Linked DNA regions of Homo sapiens: region 1 is linked to region 2. A link is a loop called in an ENCODE intact Hi-C map of the cell type or tissue named here. Cell type or tissue: PC-9. All regions are shown on one strand. Each heading gives the region's core, and the rest is flanking DNA. Links, peaks and the distances in the headings are about the cores only.

Region 1 (8,339 bases), core at 183-8,182, 270 kb after region 2:
CTGGTTTACATTTATAACACTGACAGATGTAACAACAAAATCCAGAAATCTAAGTAGTTATTGCAGTATGTTCCAAAATAGGTGTTCCAAATCAGATTCAGTGACCCAAGCTTCTTCCATCCATGGCTCTTCCATCTCCCAAACGTGTCATGTTGGTCTGCACCCAGTCAGCAGGAAAGGGTAAGAGTGGAGGATCTTGCAGGGGAGCCTTTGGGACCAAGCCTGGGATGCTCCCCACTTCTGTTCATAGTCCACTGGTCAGACTCAGTCACAAGCCAGCTTCCACCTATCGGGAGCCGGGGCAGCAGGGAGCCCAGGACATTTCTGTAGTCATGGACCCAGGAAGAACAGGAAATGGATTTGGTGAACACATGGTTGAGTCTCTACCACACACAGAACAGCTGTGTTCCTGGAAATTCCCAGATTTTGCCCCAAGCTTCTCTCTTGTGACCGATGCCCCGATCTGGTGCTGGACCCCTGCCTGTGTTACTGAGTTCTGCTCTTCTGTGTCTCTGCTCGCTGACCCCCTGTGCAAGCCGACCTCCACATGCCAGATTTCCCACTGGAGCCCTCTGAACATAACCTCACCTGCCAGCCCAGTCCTACACCCCTGGTGCTCCCCTCCTCATCCAGGTAGCCCCCTTGACCCTGTTACTAGGTTGCCCACCCTGCACAATTGCTCCTTCTCTAGTCCTCACTGTTCTTCCTCAGTACTGATGGGTTCCCAGCAGGGATCAGCCTCTCCCCAGAAGACTAGGCTTATCAGCTTTAGGACCAGCTGGAGGCACTCAGTGCTCTTGATACTTTTTCCTTCTAACTCCAGTTCCCAGCTGAGCTTTCTCCCTCAGGTACTCAGGTTCCTAAAGAAATGAACCACCCACCACCACTCATCCCAACCCGGATGAGATGCTTCCAGCTCCTTAACTTTTTCTAAATATTTGCTTCTTTAGTACGTTCAGGTCTTCTTATCTTCTCTCTTCTGGTCTTATTTTTAATGCACTTCAGGGCCTTAACTCTGTGTCTCTCTCTAACTGCCAAAGGAATCTGTAGTTTATTTTCTTTCTATTTATTCACCAACATCCACACTGCATTTATGATGTGCTAGGCACTGTTCTCCATGCCTTAGTATTAGCTTGTGTAATCCTCAGAATCCTATGAGGTAGATACATTGTTATCCCCATTTTGAGGTGAAGGAACTGAGGGACAGAGAGCTTGCGTACCTTGCCCAGGGTCACGCAGCTGGTAGCTTCTCCCAGGAAAGTCACAGTGCACTTCTTTGTTCCCCTAACAATACCACTGGAGACCTGTAGCTCAAAAAACATTGAGTCTTTTTTTTTTTGGATATGTCTTTTTTTATTATTATACTTTAAGTTTTAGGGTACATGTGCACAATGTGCAGGTTAGTTACATATGTATACATGTGCCAGGCTGGTGTGCTGCACCCATTAACTCGTCATTTAGCATTAGGTATATCTCCTAATGCTATCCCTCCCCACTCCCCCCACCCCACAACAGTCCCCAGAGTGTGATGTTCCCCTTCCTGTGTCCATGTGTTCTCATTGTTCAATTCCCATCTATGAGTGAGAACATGCGGTGTTTGGTTTTTTGTCTTTGCGATAGTTTACTGAGAATGATGATTTCCAGTTTCATCCATGTCCCTACAAAGGACATGAACTCATCCTTTTTTATGGCTGCATAGTATTCCATGGTGTATATGTGCCACATTTTCTTAATCCAGTCTATCATTGTTGGACATTTGGGTTGGTTCCAAGTCTTTGCTATTGTGAATAGTGCCGCAATAAACATACGTGTGCATGTGTCTTTATAGCAGCATGATTTATAGTCCTTTGGGTATATACCCAGTAAAGGGATGGCTGGGTCAAATGGTATTTCTAGTTCTAGATCCCTGAGGAATCACCACACTGACTTCAACAATGGTTGAACTAGTTTACAGTCCCACCAACAGTGTAAAAGTGTTCCTATTTCTCCACATCCTCTCCAGCATCTGTTGTTTCCTGACTTTTGAATGATCGCCATTCTAACTGGTGTGAGATGGTATCTCACTGTGGTTTTGATTTGCATTTCTCTGATGGCCAGTGATGATGAGCATTTTTTCATGTGTCTTTTGGCTGCATAAATGTCTTCTTTTGAGAAGTGTCTGTTCATATCCTTTGCCCACTTTTTGATGGGGTTGTTTGTTTTTTTCTTGTAAATTTGTTTGAGTCTTTAGAGCAAGGAAGGACTTAAAATCATTTGCCTAGCTGGGCTGGTTTCATTTTACGAATGTTCACTGAGCCTCTGTAGGGGAGGGGAAGGGGTTCGCCATAAGCACACAGCTGGGCGCTGGCAGTGTCTAGACTTGGAGTCCCGTGTTGTCTACTTGCTCAGTAATGGGCACTGTTTCTGCTCTGTTTTGTCCTGGCCACACATCAGCCTGTTAGACAGCCCTTTATCTCACAGGAGGTAAATAATTGTAATTCTTCTGAGTGCCCCCAAATTTGTCTGTCTTTCAAAAAAGATGAACTAGAAGGAGTTATTATTTTACCGCCATCCTTTACAAGGATGCATTTGTTGGGAGACTTGTACAAACAAACCACTGGCAAGAGAAATTCCCATTGGTGGCCTGACGGGCAAAAGGGTTGGCTACTGGGACAGACATCCTGCCCCATACCCCTCAGATGAAGCCATAGAGTAAACTGCCTACACTACATGTGCCGATAGCCGGACATGACATCAGCCTCGGGATTCCAGATGACCCTGAAAAGGCTAAAGATTTCCAAGACAAGAACACTTCAGTTTATAAACACAATCAAATGGCCAGAGGAGGTGTGTGCCTCATTCCGGGATCCTTGCAAAAGCTCAATGATTATGATGTGTGAATATCATCATGATGTGTGTCTAGAATGTACGAATATCTGAACGGCCCAGAGGTCTTCAGTCTATCACCCTGTTATCCTCGGATAATAGAGAAAGGATGAGGGAAAAGCCCAGGCCAAACTCCAAGTGGGACATTTTTTTCATGGCACCCAGGTGGCACTGGAGAGGTACACAGGCACCCCTTGCCCAGAATTCCAGGAGTACTTAATAAGGTAGTCTCTCAGGGGGCCACCTCGTTAGCTCAAGGAAGCATTTACCTTCCAAAGACAAATGAGTTCCTGGCTTGCCCCAGGTAAGGGCACTGTGTGTTGAACTTTTCACATTTCACGAGCCATCCTGGCTCCTGGCTTCCTGTCACAAACATTTATATTTCCTGCTCATTCGCCCCTAGTGTTCCAGGGAGTAGTGAGGTTTTATAATTGATAATTATCACATTTAGTGCCCCATAACGCTTTTCATCTTCAAAGCAGTTGGCAAATATTACCTAACACACCCACGATGTCGGCCAAGTCAGAGTTTCTCTCCCTATTTGGCAGAGAGGAGACAGCCTGGCCATGCGTCAGGTGAGCATCAGGTCACAAAGCTCAGAGGCTTCGTGGCCAGCTTCTTTCTTGTGTCACCTTTCCCTGGCATCAGATCCACTCCTTCCAAAAAGAACAATGTGGGTGCCTGTCCTAGGGGCACAGGCTGTGCTCTGTAACCCGTGGCCCTGCCACGTGGAAATCATCAGGTTATTTTTAAGCTCATTCTTTGCAGCAAGCCTGGTGGGTAAATTCAAGACTGAGGAACAAGAGTTAGTTTACCTCACAAATGGAAGTAATTTTGTAAGCTTTGAGGACTGAGATCTATGATGTAGTGGTATGCCCTGCATATCACTGTATATATGGGAGAGAAAAAGAGGAAGAGGAGGAGAACGAGCAGGATGGGGCAAATGGGCTCAAATGTTCTAGCAATTCAGATCAACTTTGCTCAGTAACCAGGGGCCTTAGAGCCACAGCCCATGAGTGAGCTAGTCACCCATTCATGCCCAAGAGCACAAAAACACAAAGTGGTATCTAGGGCGTGACATCAAAACAGCATTCATCAGGCCATTTGGTGACAAACAAGACTGGCCAAGAATGTGGCACTGTGTAAACAAAATGGCCCAGTCACTGTGTTTTTTATTTCAGTGGTTGTATCTCTATGGAGCTGCAGACATAAAAGTGGCCTTTCGAAGACCCAAGGAGCTTGAAATTTCACAGTAACAACTTCAACAAAAAAATGACTGTGTTCTGTCTACTTATATCCTTGTTCTGTATGTTCACAATTCTCTACCAGTTCATCTTTCAAATGAGAGACTTTTTTGAGTGAATTTTCAGGTAAATTCTGCCAACCAAAACTATTGTAACCAGAAAATGTATCTTCTTTCTGCTTGGGCTATGGCAAAATTCACAATGAATCTTCACACAGTTAAAGCTGGGCATGACGCTGTCTGCCTTAGTCACTGGAAATCCATCTCACTCCACCTGTGTTGCAGCTCATTTTAGGGTTTAAGGTTTGTGCCAAAACCCACATCTCCACCATCTCTCCCTTAAACAGAAAAAACAAAAACACATCTTTTGCTGAATTTTATTTCAGAAACAGGCAGGATTTACTACAAATGTGCTGTTTTGTTTTGGCTATTAGCTGAATTTATTTTTATACTTTTGCTTGCATATGCATGAGGAAAAAAAAGATGTTAGTTGAACTAAAAGAAATTTGAGCCAAACTCCTCTTGACAGTTAACCTGGTTGAAGTGCAGTTGACTTCTTGCCTATTCCGGAAAAGCAACCAAATGTTCCCAGTAGCTCCTTAATGCAATTACTTGATTAGAGAAAGGCATTTCATTTCCTAACCACTACAGGAATAAGCAATATAGCTGTCAATAATTTTTCAACAGAGCTTCAGGCATGGTGGTCACCATTCAACCACAATTTTATATGCTCATTAACGCATTTCCATCAATGCTTAAAAATTCACCTTCGGAAAGCCTGGGAGTCTTAAGGGATTTTGCTGTTAGGACAGCAACCTTCTCCTTCATCTGTTTTCAGGTTGTTATTCTGTTGCTGAATACTCAACACATCAATGATTTGCCTCAGTCTTCCGTTTAAGTCAAATCGGGTTACATTCAGTGTGCCTGCCCTCTTGGCTCCCTTTGAGTTCAGAGTTATAATCCTGAGAAAGAGTAATGCCATCTCCCTTTTTCCCCTTCATGGACTTGCCTAGCTTTTCTGACCAAGTTATTCTACACCACAGTGTGCTCTAATGATAAAAATAATTGCTTCCATATATGGAGCACTTACCATGGGCCAGATATAGTCCTAAAGTCTTTGTTCGTATTGTCTCATGCAATCCTCACAACTGCTTAGAACAATCATCCTCCAACTTTAGTAAGTGTAAGAGTCCCCTGGATAACTTTAAAAAAAAAAAATAGACTTCCTCCCACCCACAAAGATCTGGATTCGGTAGCTTCCAGATGGGCACACAGTGATTTGCAGTGTAATAGTCCTGTGGGTATTTCTGATGCAGGTTTTCTGTGCAACCATACTTTGAAAAATAAAAAACTGCCCTAGGAAGGAGGCACAGCCATTATTCTCATTTTTATAGATAAAAATCTGGGGCTGAAGAAGTTAAGAAACTTGCCCAAACTCACCCAGGAATCAAGCTGAAGGCTGTATTTTCCAACTCCGAATCCCATGCTTCTCATCAAAGGTGCACCACCTCTCACTTATTTTCCTTGCCAAGAAGTAATGTCAAAATCAGAGTAATTAATGCCAGCTGCCATCACAAATATTCCCATGTTTCAATGTCTTCATACCACCAACGCTTATTTCCTGCTCACACAAAGACAGATGCTTTGAAAACTTCTCCTCTGCGAGAATCTCTTCCACGCAGTGATTCAGGGTCCCAGGCTGCTCCCACCTTGTAGCTATGGCATCTGTAATTCAAGATATAATGTCACTACAGTGAGGGGAGAGAGGGTGGGTGGGATTATAATATAGGACACCTTTAAGTTCTCAACCTGGAAGAGGTTAGCTTATTCCCACTTACATCCCATTAACCACAATCTAATTAGTTGGTCCTGCCCTAACTGTAAGAGAGGCCAAGGAAAGGTTAGGATTACATGGATATTTGTTGAACACCAGAGGGAGAAGTCAGGGATATGTCATAAGCTCCTGAAGTTCCCTAGCATCGTTAGCCCCTGGGGTTGGAGCCCTAATTCTTTACCCTCCTGCCTTTGAGGCTCTGCTCCAGCCTGACCCCTGCAATGAAACAATCAGACAATCACTCCTGCCACAAGGAGTCAGAAGGGATATCCCAGAAGGGATCCCAAATAACTATTTCCCCTCTCCTTTTCTCCTTTCTCCTCCCACTTCAGTCAAAGACAGCTTTTTAACCCAGGCCTATGACTGTAGGACTGAATCTTATAAAAGTCATCTCTACTCAATTATAGCCAAATGTGTAAAGGAAGATGACTCTTTCTGTAGCTTAAGATATCACCACTGAAGTGATATGTTTAAAGAAAGAGACTTAAATGTGCTGGTAGATAATATCTCAAGTGACACAAACTTGCAGTTTGGTTTAGATCTGGGTCCACAGAACAAGGTCTAAAAGTCTATGACTAGTCAATGCTTTGCTGAAAACTTAAAGAAAATCATTTTGGAAATATCAAAGCCATTTTTTTGCAACCAACTTGCCATCACTTAAGCTCAACTTCTTGGAGTCCAGGCTTTCTTTTGCTTACTGAGTTTTCTGTTCCACTTCTTATCTTCCTCCATCCAAGGTACAACAAGCTTTTCTTGATACCTTCTTCTTAGCAGAATTAATTTCTTCTCTCTCTGGAATGCTCCCCACTGAGTTTATGTTTTCATTAGATCATTGGATCAAGTCACATTCAGACCATACTGTAGTGAGTTGTGGATTTGTCTTTCCTAAAGACTAATAAATATATCTTTTCCAGCTTTCCTGTAACTCCATAAGTTAGAAGTTGCATTTAGAGATCAGAAGAAAGTAGTCATTTAAACAAAATAAAAGTTTATTTCTTTCTTATGGTAATTCCAGTTGTAAGTAGCCCAAGGCTGACTGGGCAGCTCCACTATGTCATCAAAAACCTAGACTCCTTATATCTTTCTTCTCCATCATCCCCAACACTTGGCATCCATTCACAATGATGTTTTGTGGCCCAGGATGGCTGCCTGAGCTCTGGACATCATGTCCACATTCCAGTCAGAAGGAAAGGGAAGGAAAAGGCCCTTTAGAAAGCTTCCCTGGGGGTTGCATGCAGAAGTTATTCACACGACTGTGCCAAGCTACATGAAATGATGGGAAATGACATCTCTTACCTAAGCACACTGTTATCCTCAACAAAATCAGGGTTCTGTTTATGGCCACTTTTTGAAAGGAAGAATAGGAAATGGACATTGGGTATCACACAGAATTTGCACAAAACAGGCACTTGTCAACGCTTGTTGCATTAAATTAAGTTCACGTAGACGCATAATAATGCTGTAAAACGTAGATTTAAAAAAAAAAAAAGTCCCCAAAACAGAGACTTCTTGACTGAACTATCATAACTGTAGCCATCCCTTAAGTCTTTGTGCCTTTGTGCTTTGTGCCTGTCAGATTTTTAAAAATGGAAATAGCAATAGCCTTATACTTCAGTTGGAAGGGCAGCTGGGTGATGGCAGGAAGGCCACATCCTCTTGAGTAGCAAGCCTTGCGATTAGATGCCAGCTTGATCAGACATAGCCTGTGTGATTCAGCTCAAATTACATAACCTCACTGAGACTTCATCTGAAGATAAAAAGACCTACATACCTCCTGGTGTGAGGAGGTAGTTAATGAGAAACAAAAGACCTGCCTAACACCAGTACCCAGTATGTTCCCAGCAAACAGTAATTATGACCTGAAAGTGAGAAGAAAGAGCAGCTGCACAGACCTATGCATCTTGGTTATATTAAACGTCCCAAATATCAATTTCTTTTTCTGTAAAATGAGAACATTATTTTTTACCTTCTAGAGAGGTGTTGAAGAGATGATTAAATGAAATAATTAAATAAGAGAGCTGTAGAATCATAAAGCTATTGCAAACTTAAATATAAATTCACTCCTTCAAAGCATATATATTGACCCCATTCCATGCCAGACATTATCACGTATGAATAAAAAGTACCAAGTGGTGCCAAATTGCCACCTCAGGTACCCCCGTATAATGACAGGCCAATTCCATACTATTTTTTTTCCAATTTTAATAGCCATGTATATATTTTCTTTTTTATTATTATTATATTTTAAGTTCTAGGGTACATGTGCAGAATGTGCAGTTTTGTTACATAGGTATACACGTGCCATGGTGGTTTGCTGCACCCATCAACCCATTACCTAAATTAGGTATTTCTCCTAATGGGTTGCTATTCATCCCCTAGACCCCCATCCCCCGACAG
Region 2 (8,339 bases), core at 321-8,320:
TTAAACATTAAAAATCCAAAGGGACACATAGAACAAAAAAATATGTAATTCAAGCTCGATTTTTTGGACTTTATAATCAGAGTGTTATCATCAACTATTTTGAATCCGCCCTTTAAATCCAAGAATGTTATATGGGTTGGAGATAAGAATAGACCTCAATTAGTGACAAACTTAGACTCTCAAAACAAATACATGCAGCTGAGTCCTTAGGGAACACTATATAACTGGAGTTCTGGAATTAACTTCCCTGTAGAACCAAATGTTTATTAAAGGACAGCTAATAAAGATGTGCTAATTGAAGTTGACATAGATATTATTATCGAAACTCAACAGTAATTGCAGCAGTTATTTATAACTCAGACCAGAGGTCAGCAAACATTTTCTGTTAAGGACTAGATAGTAAATAGTTTATTCTCTGTGGCCATCTGGCCTCTGTCACGACTACTCAACTTTGCCGTTGTAGCATGAAAGAAAGCTGCCATAGATAATAAATATGTAAATGAATAAGAGTGACTGGTTCCAATAAAACTTTATCACAGAAACAGACAGCCAGCTGCACTGAGCCAAGCCCTAACTTTTTTGGAGAAGCATTTTATCACAGATATTGTTTAGAATTACTGGCTTTTTGTCAGTTTTGTTATTGTTTTTAAATTCTCTACAGAAAACGCACCTCCTACTGCCAAAGCTGGAATGTCACCCACTGTCTGCTCTTGATACTCTATTATCTACTTCTCACTGTGGCATGGGCTCCTGAAGGCAGGCTTGATGTCCAATGCATCTTGGTGGCCCCAGGTCCTACCAGAGGCCCTTGAACATTGGGTGTGCTTAATGGACATTTCTGAAATACATGAACCCAAATGTACCTTAGATTTAAATCAAGTTTTGCATTTGCTAATTACTTTCATATAACTTACTCAATGTACTGCTAGCAGGCTTCTAAAAAAATAATGTATTATGTATACAGTAAACATATCATCTTCACACCACTAAACAACCATCTCCTAATTTCTCAAAGAAAACATATTTATATAAGTAAATGGTATGTAAATTATCATTTATTTGTATAAATAGTATTTGTTGTATACTCTTTATTTATATTTAGTGTTTAATAATAAATGTTACTTAGTAATTAGTATTATTATTATTTAGTAATAAATATCAAATATAAATAAATAGTATATAACAAATACTACTTACATAAGTAGTAATTAAATAAATACATATTTTAAACAACTACTTATATATTTTTAAATAATTAAATATTTATATAAATACTTAGTATTGAAATAATATATAAGATATATATTTTTATTTAGTAACTAAATATTTACATATTTTAAGTAACTAAATGCTTATATAAATACTTAGTATTTATTTAATATATATTTATATACTATATATTATGCCTTTTTCTTTTCTTTTTTTTTTTTTGAGATGGAGTTTCTCTCTTATTGCCCAGGCTGGAGTGCAATGGTGTGATCTCAGCTCACCACAACCTCTGCCTCCTGGGTTCAAGCGATTCTCCTGCCTCAGCCTCCCGAGTAGCTGCGATTACAGGCATATGCCACCATGCCTGGCTAATTTTGTGTTTTTAGTAGAGATGGGGTTTCTCCATGTTGGCCAGGCTGGTCTTGAACTCCTGATCTTAGGTGATCTGCCCCCCTCATCCTCCTAAAGTGCTGGGATTACAGGTGTGAGCCACCACGCCCGGCCTCTTTCTTGTTTCTTTTGCAAATTTAAGGGCGTCAGCACTTCTTCCTCCGACAAATGTTTTATGCCTGATCAGAATTCTTTGTTCTGTCTTCTTTATCCGCTTCACAGACCAGTTTTCTGAAGCCAGGGCTGCCCATCCTCCTGTCTTGTAATTTCAGCCAACTGTGAAGAAGCCTTTGGCCATGTCACATTAAGAGAACAGGTGCTGCTGCGTCACCCTCTCCTCAGCCACCACGTTCCCCACACTGGCAGGTGCTCCCTCTCCTAAAACAGACACCTGTTGGCATTTGCCATCAATTTGCTTTGTGCAGTGTTCCAGAAGACATCTGCCCTTTGTCTGAAATCTCCCATTTTCTGAAGTCTATTAATTCCTTCTCCTGGGATATGTTTCCTCTTGGCCATCAGTTTTTTTGCAGGATGTGTGCAGACATCTGTTTGCATTTGCTTTCCTGAGACCTAGCAGAGTGTAGGTTAGAAGCAGACCGTCCAGAGCCAGCACAGTGGAGTCGAAGGCTAACTTCTGCTTTTTAGCTGGGTGCCCTTGAGAAAATGCCCTCTTTAAGTCTCAGTTTAGTTTGTCTTTAAAATGAGGACACTAGTCCCTGTTTCGTAGAGTCAATATGGAGATTCAATGAAATCGCATATGCAAAACACCTGATCTAGCACCTGCACTTAAAAGGAGCTCGGCACGTGATATGTTAATGTTATTCTCAGGGCTGCCATATCTGGCTGTGCGGTTTGTGTACTGCACAAAAGCACCTATCCAAAGGAAGTGGGCAGAGGGTGAAAGCGTTGGTTTCTGTCATTAATCTGCCTAGAGGATTCTCCTTTTTAAGTTTGTCTTCCTGGATGGTTATCTTTTGTTTAATTAATCTGCCAGGAAGGATGGCCTTTGTGACTATAGGGAGGTGCTCCCTATAAGCCTTTTATTTCTCCTCTCACTCCCAGGCCCCTCCTTTCATTCTCTCTAGGATCTCTTTCAAAAGCTTTACCCTCACCGGTGAAAGACAAACCCTACATGAAACCCAGACATGGTGGTTAGCCCCTGTTCTTCCTCAGGCGGAGAGGGGCTGTCTACAGTTCAGGTAGGTCACAGCTATCAACCGTGCCACCCTGTGCCGGGGAGGAGTCCCAATGTCTTTCTCTAGCTCGTGGTTGGGTGGAAGAGTGAGATGTGAAAAGAAACAACATCCTTGAAGTGGGGAGTTTAAGGAGGACTTGGGGGGGTCACACACAATGCTCTCAGAGCCAGCAGAGGGGCCCCTGCTAGGCCGGGATGTGGATTTACCTTCAGGGAGGAAGCCACACTTGTTTTGAATCTTAGCCCATGGGGAAGAAATGCCCAGGTATAGTTAGATTGAAGAAAGCACTCCAGGCAGAGGGAATTTGGGATATTTTTAAAAAGTCTAGATCAGCAGGGTTATGCACCTGGCTAAGGAAGAGGTCCCATACATAGTTTTACCAGAACTTTTGAATTCTCAAGCCTCCCTTGTTTTTACACTGTTCCCTGAAGTGGGCAGGACTGGTGTTGCCGAAGCCCCTCACTCTGAGAGGTGAGCAGAGTGGGCTCTGGGACCTGCCTCTTCGGCTGAGGGCTTTGGGGTGAGTCAGTTCCCGAACAGTTCTCAGGCCTTGCTTGACCCCAGGCCTGGACTTTACTCCAGCTCAGCACTGCTGTAACCCGATCTCTGTGGCCACTTGCAGAAGGGCCAAAACCCTGTTCCCAGAAGAGATGCCAGTGCCCAGAGGGCAGCTTCTCTCTGGTCAGTACCTTTACCCCAGTTCACGTAGGAAAACAGCACTTCTGAGTTCAGCAGAAGCTGTCTCTCGGCTTTCTCCAGGAACTGGGGTCAGGAAGTCATTATTTTGTACGGATTACTTTTCCCCCTAAGTGAAAGTCCAGAGAGACTCAGGGGAACCTTTTTCTTAGTTTTCTCATCGCTGAATTGCAGGCCCATGCAAAGAATCACCCCCAGAGCAGCAGCTGGGGACAAAATCCACTCAGCATAGTGTAATACCATGTCACTTAGAAAGAGCTCCAGCCCCTCCTCACTGGAGCAAATCCCATCTGCTGGCCCCACACTCAGAATCTTTAATGGCCCCTCATAGATGGCTGGGTGCAGGCCACCGCCTTGAAGAGCAGCAGAGCCAGGGGTTAAGTGCATGAGTCCTCTTCTCCGGAGACCATTCTGCCTTCACTAGCTGTGTAACCTGGGGCAAGTTATTTAGTCTTTCTGATTCTTACTTTTCTCTTTTGTAAGATGGGCTGATACTACCACCTGCCCCTCAGAGCCACTGTGAGTAACCTGTGAGATCATGCATGTAAGATATTTAGCATTCTGCGTCGCATACAGCAAGCCCAACATACATGTTGGCTATTTCTTCCTTAAATATGTATTGATATTTCAAGTGATGAAAGTAGTACTTGCGCAATACAAAACAACTGAAAAATACTAGACTGCGTATAAGAGGAAAAAAGACAAACATGTCCTCTTCCCATTCTCTCCCCAAAGAGCTGACAAGTGTTCAAAACTTCATATATCTCCTTCTAGTCCATTATCCATGCACGTGAAGTCTTAAAGGTGTATGCACGTTTTTCTCTTTTCCACAAAATAAAAATATAACATACAAGTTATCCTGTAATTTGCTCTTTCTGCCTTACGTATGGTAGAGACAACTTCATAGTAGTACTAGAAGTTCTATCTCTTTTTCTTTATTAACCAAAAAATATTCTACTACGTAACTGGACAGCAATTTATCCATCCCATTGCCCACTGATTGACATACAAGTTGTTACTTGAATATTAATTGTTGACTGTTATAAACGCTACTAAAATAAGCATCCTTGAGTGGACCTCTCTGTGCTTATAAATTCTTAAAGAAGGAATTCCTGGCTCAAAAGATAGGCATATTTAAGGTTTTATGGAAATTGCTTAATTTTGCCTTCCAATATATTTAATTGTTTGCACACCAAACAATAATATACGAGAGAACATTTTCCCAAGACTGACATGAAATGAGGCATCAGAATTTTATAATACTTCAGAACCATCGCACAGATAGACTGCATTTAAAGGGCGTTTACTTACTGATCCTTAATTTTAGAAGCATAAACTTCCATAGCCATCACCACCCAGGTGTGCTCGTCTTTCAGACTCCCCTAAATGGCAATGAGCTGGTCCAATCAGACAAGCTCTCATTTTCATGGAGGGTACATAAAGGAGGGCGAATGTGACTTCCTGGGCTTGTAGATTATGTATTTCTTTTGTGAAAACATCACACCTGAGCCCCAGGCCAGAACTTTCCTTTTTTTTCTTTCTTTTTTTTTTTTTTTTTTTTTTTTTTTTAGAGACAGAGTCTCGCTCTGTCTCCCAGGCTGGAGTGCAGTGGCTCAATCCCAGTTCACTGCAACCTCCACCTCCCGGGTTCAAGTGATTCTCCTGCCTCAGCCTCCTGAGTAGCTGAGATTATAGGTGCACACCACCATGCCTGGCTGATTTTTGTATTTTTAGTAGAGACAGGGTTTTGCCATGTTGGTCAGGCTGGTCTTGAACTTCTCACCTTGTGATCCGCCCCCCCCCCCGCCCTTAGTTTCCTAAAGTGCTGGGATTACAGGCGTGAGCCACTGTGCCCAGCCCAGAACTTCTTTAATAAATAAAGCCAACGAGTTCTTGGAAGCATTTGGCTTCCAAAAGGACCCAGCCTACATCACATTCGCAAGAAGGGGTGACAGGACTCACGGTTTCTGGGTCACAGTTCCATGTCCACCTTTGAGTAGAGTCTTTCATAAGTTTGGACAATGTACCACCCTCTCTAGAACTTGATTTGCTTCTCTAATGGATGGACTGGCCCTAAAGAAAGCAGAGACTTGAACCGACTGTCCCAGAGAGTATGACAAAAACAGATCTCTTTCTACAGCATTTCCCGAGAATTATCCAGAAGACGTATTTTTTTTTTAACAATCCAGAATTTCTGATATTTTCAACTTTCGGGGATATTGACTCATTTAAATACTGGTCAACTGTATTGAGAAGGGAATTGTATTGGGAAGAGAGCCCTTCAGGAAAAATTGTCAATGAGGAAATTATTTGTTTTCTTGTAACCGTATCATAGTTAAATCTCCATCAGTAGTGGATGGACAGAACCAAACTGCTAGTGTAAAAAGAAGATCTGAATACTTGTCCTGATTCTTTCACTTAGTAGCTGTGTGACCTGGAGCAAATTACTTAACCTCTCTGATTTGCAGTTTAGTTATGTGAAAAATGAGCATAAGTCCCTGCATAATTCATACGGAGGTAGTGAGGATAAATGTAATAATAGATGTAAAAATGTTGCAGTCCACTGGGAAACAGTAATACATGAAAGGTATGCTTAATATTTGGTTGTAAAATATAGCCTTTATTCTATGATGTCCGATTTTCTTGGCATTCACAACACTTAGAACCCACTAATAAAGCCATGCTAGCAAGAGTACAATTAAGGACAAGTTGGAAAACTGCCCAGTTCCCATGCATTTGATCTTAGTGAAGCACAGCACATTTGAAAGGACTGTGGATGCAGGAGCTGCATTTATGGGGAAGTCCCTCCATGAGGCCCTCTCCATCTACCCACCTGACCTCTTATCCTTCTACCCACTCCCGAACAATTTGCTCGGCTCAGCCCCCTCCGATCCAAAGCCTCTGTGATTCTAAGACCCAGGTGTGTTCTGGAGAAGATTAATCACAGGCAGACACAACTTTGCATTTCTTCCTTTCCCACCCACCTAACTTATTTCCACCAAAAAAAAAAAAAAAAAAAAAAAAGCCTTGAAGCAGGCTGGCAGAAGATAAAAGGGTCTCCAGTTTAGGTAGATATGCAAGAAAGGGAGAGCTGTTTGTAGAAACATCAGATCTTTCTTGGCCATGACTGGGCATCACTTTGCCCCATCTCCCATCTTTCCATAGCTAGAAGGAAGGATTCTCCTGGATACCTTCAAGGTTCATTTAAGTAGGACACAGAACTCATTGGCTCCCTTGTTCCTGGACTTCCCCTGCTAGTGGTGTGGTCTTTTCCTGACTAATCAAATCCCAGGAAACTTAGGAAACAAACTACAGAACAAGATATAATTTTGCAGGTGATTCAGCAGCTCTCAGATTTCTGTTCAGCTAGAAGGCAAATTTATCCTTCAAACCAGTATACCCATTTCTTCACATCTCCTGTGTCCCAGCAGTTGGATAAACTCTCCAGGTAATGGTGAATCAAGAAAAGGTCATCTGACAAGCTCAGTGAGTGAAAATGGCCCATCCCACTTTGCTGAAGTCACATCACGGGCTTGCTGTCACTGAAGGTCATTGCCATACCACTTCCTACAGGTCTTTGACCTCAAGGGCCGGAGGAACACTTTTCTCAGGCTCCTTTCTCCCCATTGCTGTGGTCCACAAATGTATTCACTGAAACAAGTAATTCTGCTTAGTTCCGAAATAAAGAAACTTAGGTCAGAGTTCTAACCAGAAACAGGAAATGCAGCCAGGGGAGGACAGAGTCAGAGGAAATTAGGCAGGGTGACTAGAAGAAAGAGGTTTTCAGAAATGCTTTCTGAACCTACTCCAGCACTCTGCCTCCCTGGAAGGCTGTAAAATCCATGCAGTTTATCCCAAATTTCCCACGTACAACACCAGACTCCTTCCTGGCATTAACATTGCTTTCCCTTCAGCACAACCTCTGCTCTCTGTTGCTAATTCAGTTTCAGTGTCTCCTTTCTCATGAACTCATACTCTCATGACCTGTAGCATGTGCAAAAGTAATTTAACGTATTTCACCTGATATTCTCTTTGGAATTCTCAGATGGTGGCATGAAAGTATAATGTAACTTCTGCATGTAAATGATGGATGTGTGAGTTTGTACGTGTGTGTGTGTGTGGGGTGCACACATGTTTGTGTTCACTCACCTGCCTGCGAGCCCATGTGCTCTAGCAATAGGATAGGAAGAGAGCTGTCCATGGTATGTCATTCATTCATTTGATATGTATTTATAGATCTACCACACACCATGCACCACTGTGCCTGCATGACCAGCTACAGGATGAAGAACAATTGCAATGAGGCCCTTGTCTTCAAGGAGCTTACAGTCCAGTGGGAGGGAAAAGCCATGGCAGTAAAGCTCAGGACATGCTGATAGCCTAAATACAGATAACTGTACCCATCCTTTACTTTAATATCCCTTTCAGGCTTACCCTCCACCCGAGTGCCAGACTCCCTTCCATACCCAAACATACCAGCCTCAAATATGTCTCAGCCTTGGAGTGCCATAGGGAGCCATCAGGAGAGGGAATCAATGCTAAGCCCCACCATGAAGAAAGCCAGAGCAGCTGAACACACAGCTTTGAGCTTCCTGTAGGTCACTGCAAAGAAGGAAAGAAAAAAAAAAGACCACATGACCAAAGACCACATGACCAAACTTTCTCATGAAATAATGTGGCAGATTACACCCTCAAATGGTACAAAATTTCCCCATGTAGTTTATCTATTATCTAACTGTTGATTTCAAGGGATGCCAGATAGGGAAAAGTCTTCTCTAAATTGACATGTTTTATCCTTTTCCACTTCCATTCTTACCTTCCCAGCTTTTTGCAGGGACAAATACATAT

What was found. Hi-C counts contacts between places; a loop is a spot of excess contacts. Peaks named below come from ENCODE experiments on the same cell type or tissue, not always from the same donor. Only the 100,000 strongest peaks of a DNase experiment are listed, where the experiment ranks them.
Region 1: it touches region 2 in a loop (2.9-fold over the local background); 1 of 110 quality-filtered maps calls a loop at or near these places.

Annotation. Positions count from the first base shown.
Region 1 is chr21:34,952,220-34,960,558 of GRCh38, reverse strand. All of the region lies in intron 2 of RUNX1 (RUNX family transcription factor 1), which reads left to right. Among named protein-coding and RNA genes, the nearest start is that of RUNX1-IT1, 83 kb to the left of the region's middle. In PC-9, for the core only: no CTCF peak of the experiment used is centred there; a DNase peak (open chromatin) is centred at 3,968; H3K27ac peaks cover 415 bases.
Region 2 is chr21:35,221,559-35,229,897 of GRCh38, reverse strand. It overlaps LOC124905015 (a long non-coding RNA gene), which reads left to right and starts at 2,723. Exons shown (of 2, transcript XR_007067854.1): 1 at 2,723-2,798. In PC-9, for the core only: no CTCF peak of the experiment used is centred there; DNase peaks (open chromatin) are centred at 3,467 and 7,007; H3K4me3 peaks cover 898 bases; H3K27ac peaks cover 7,084 bases.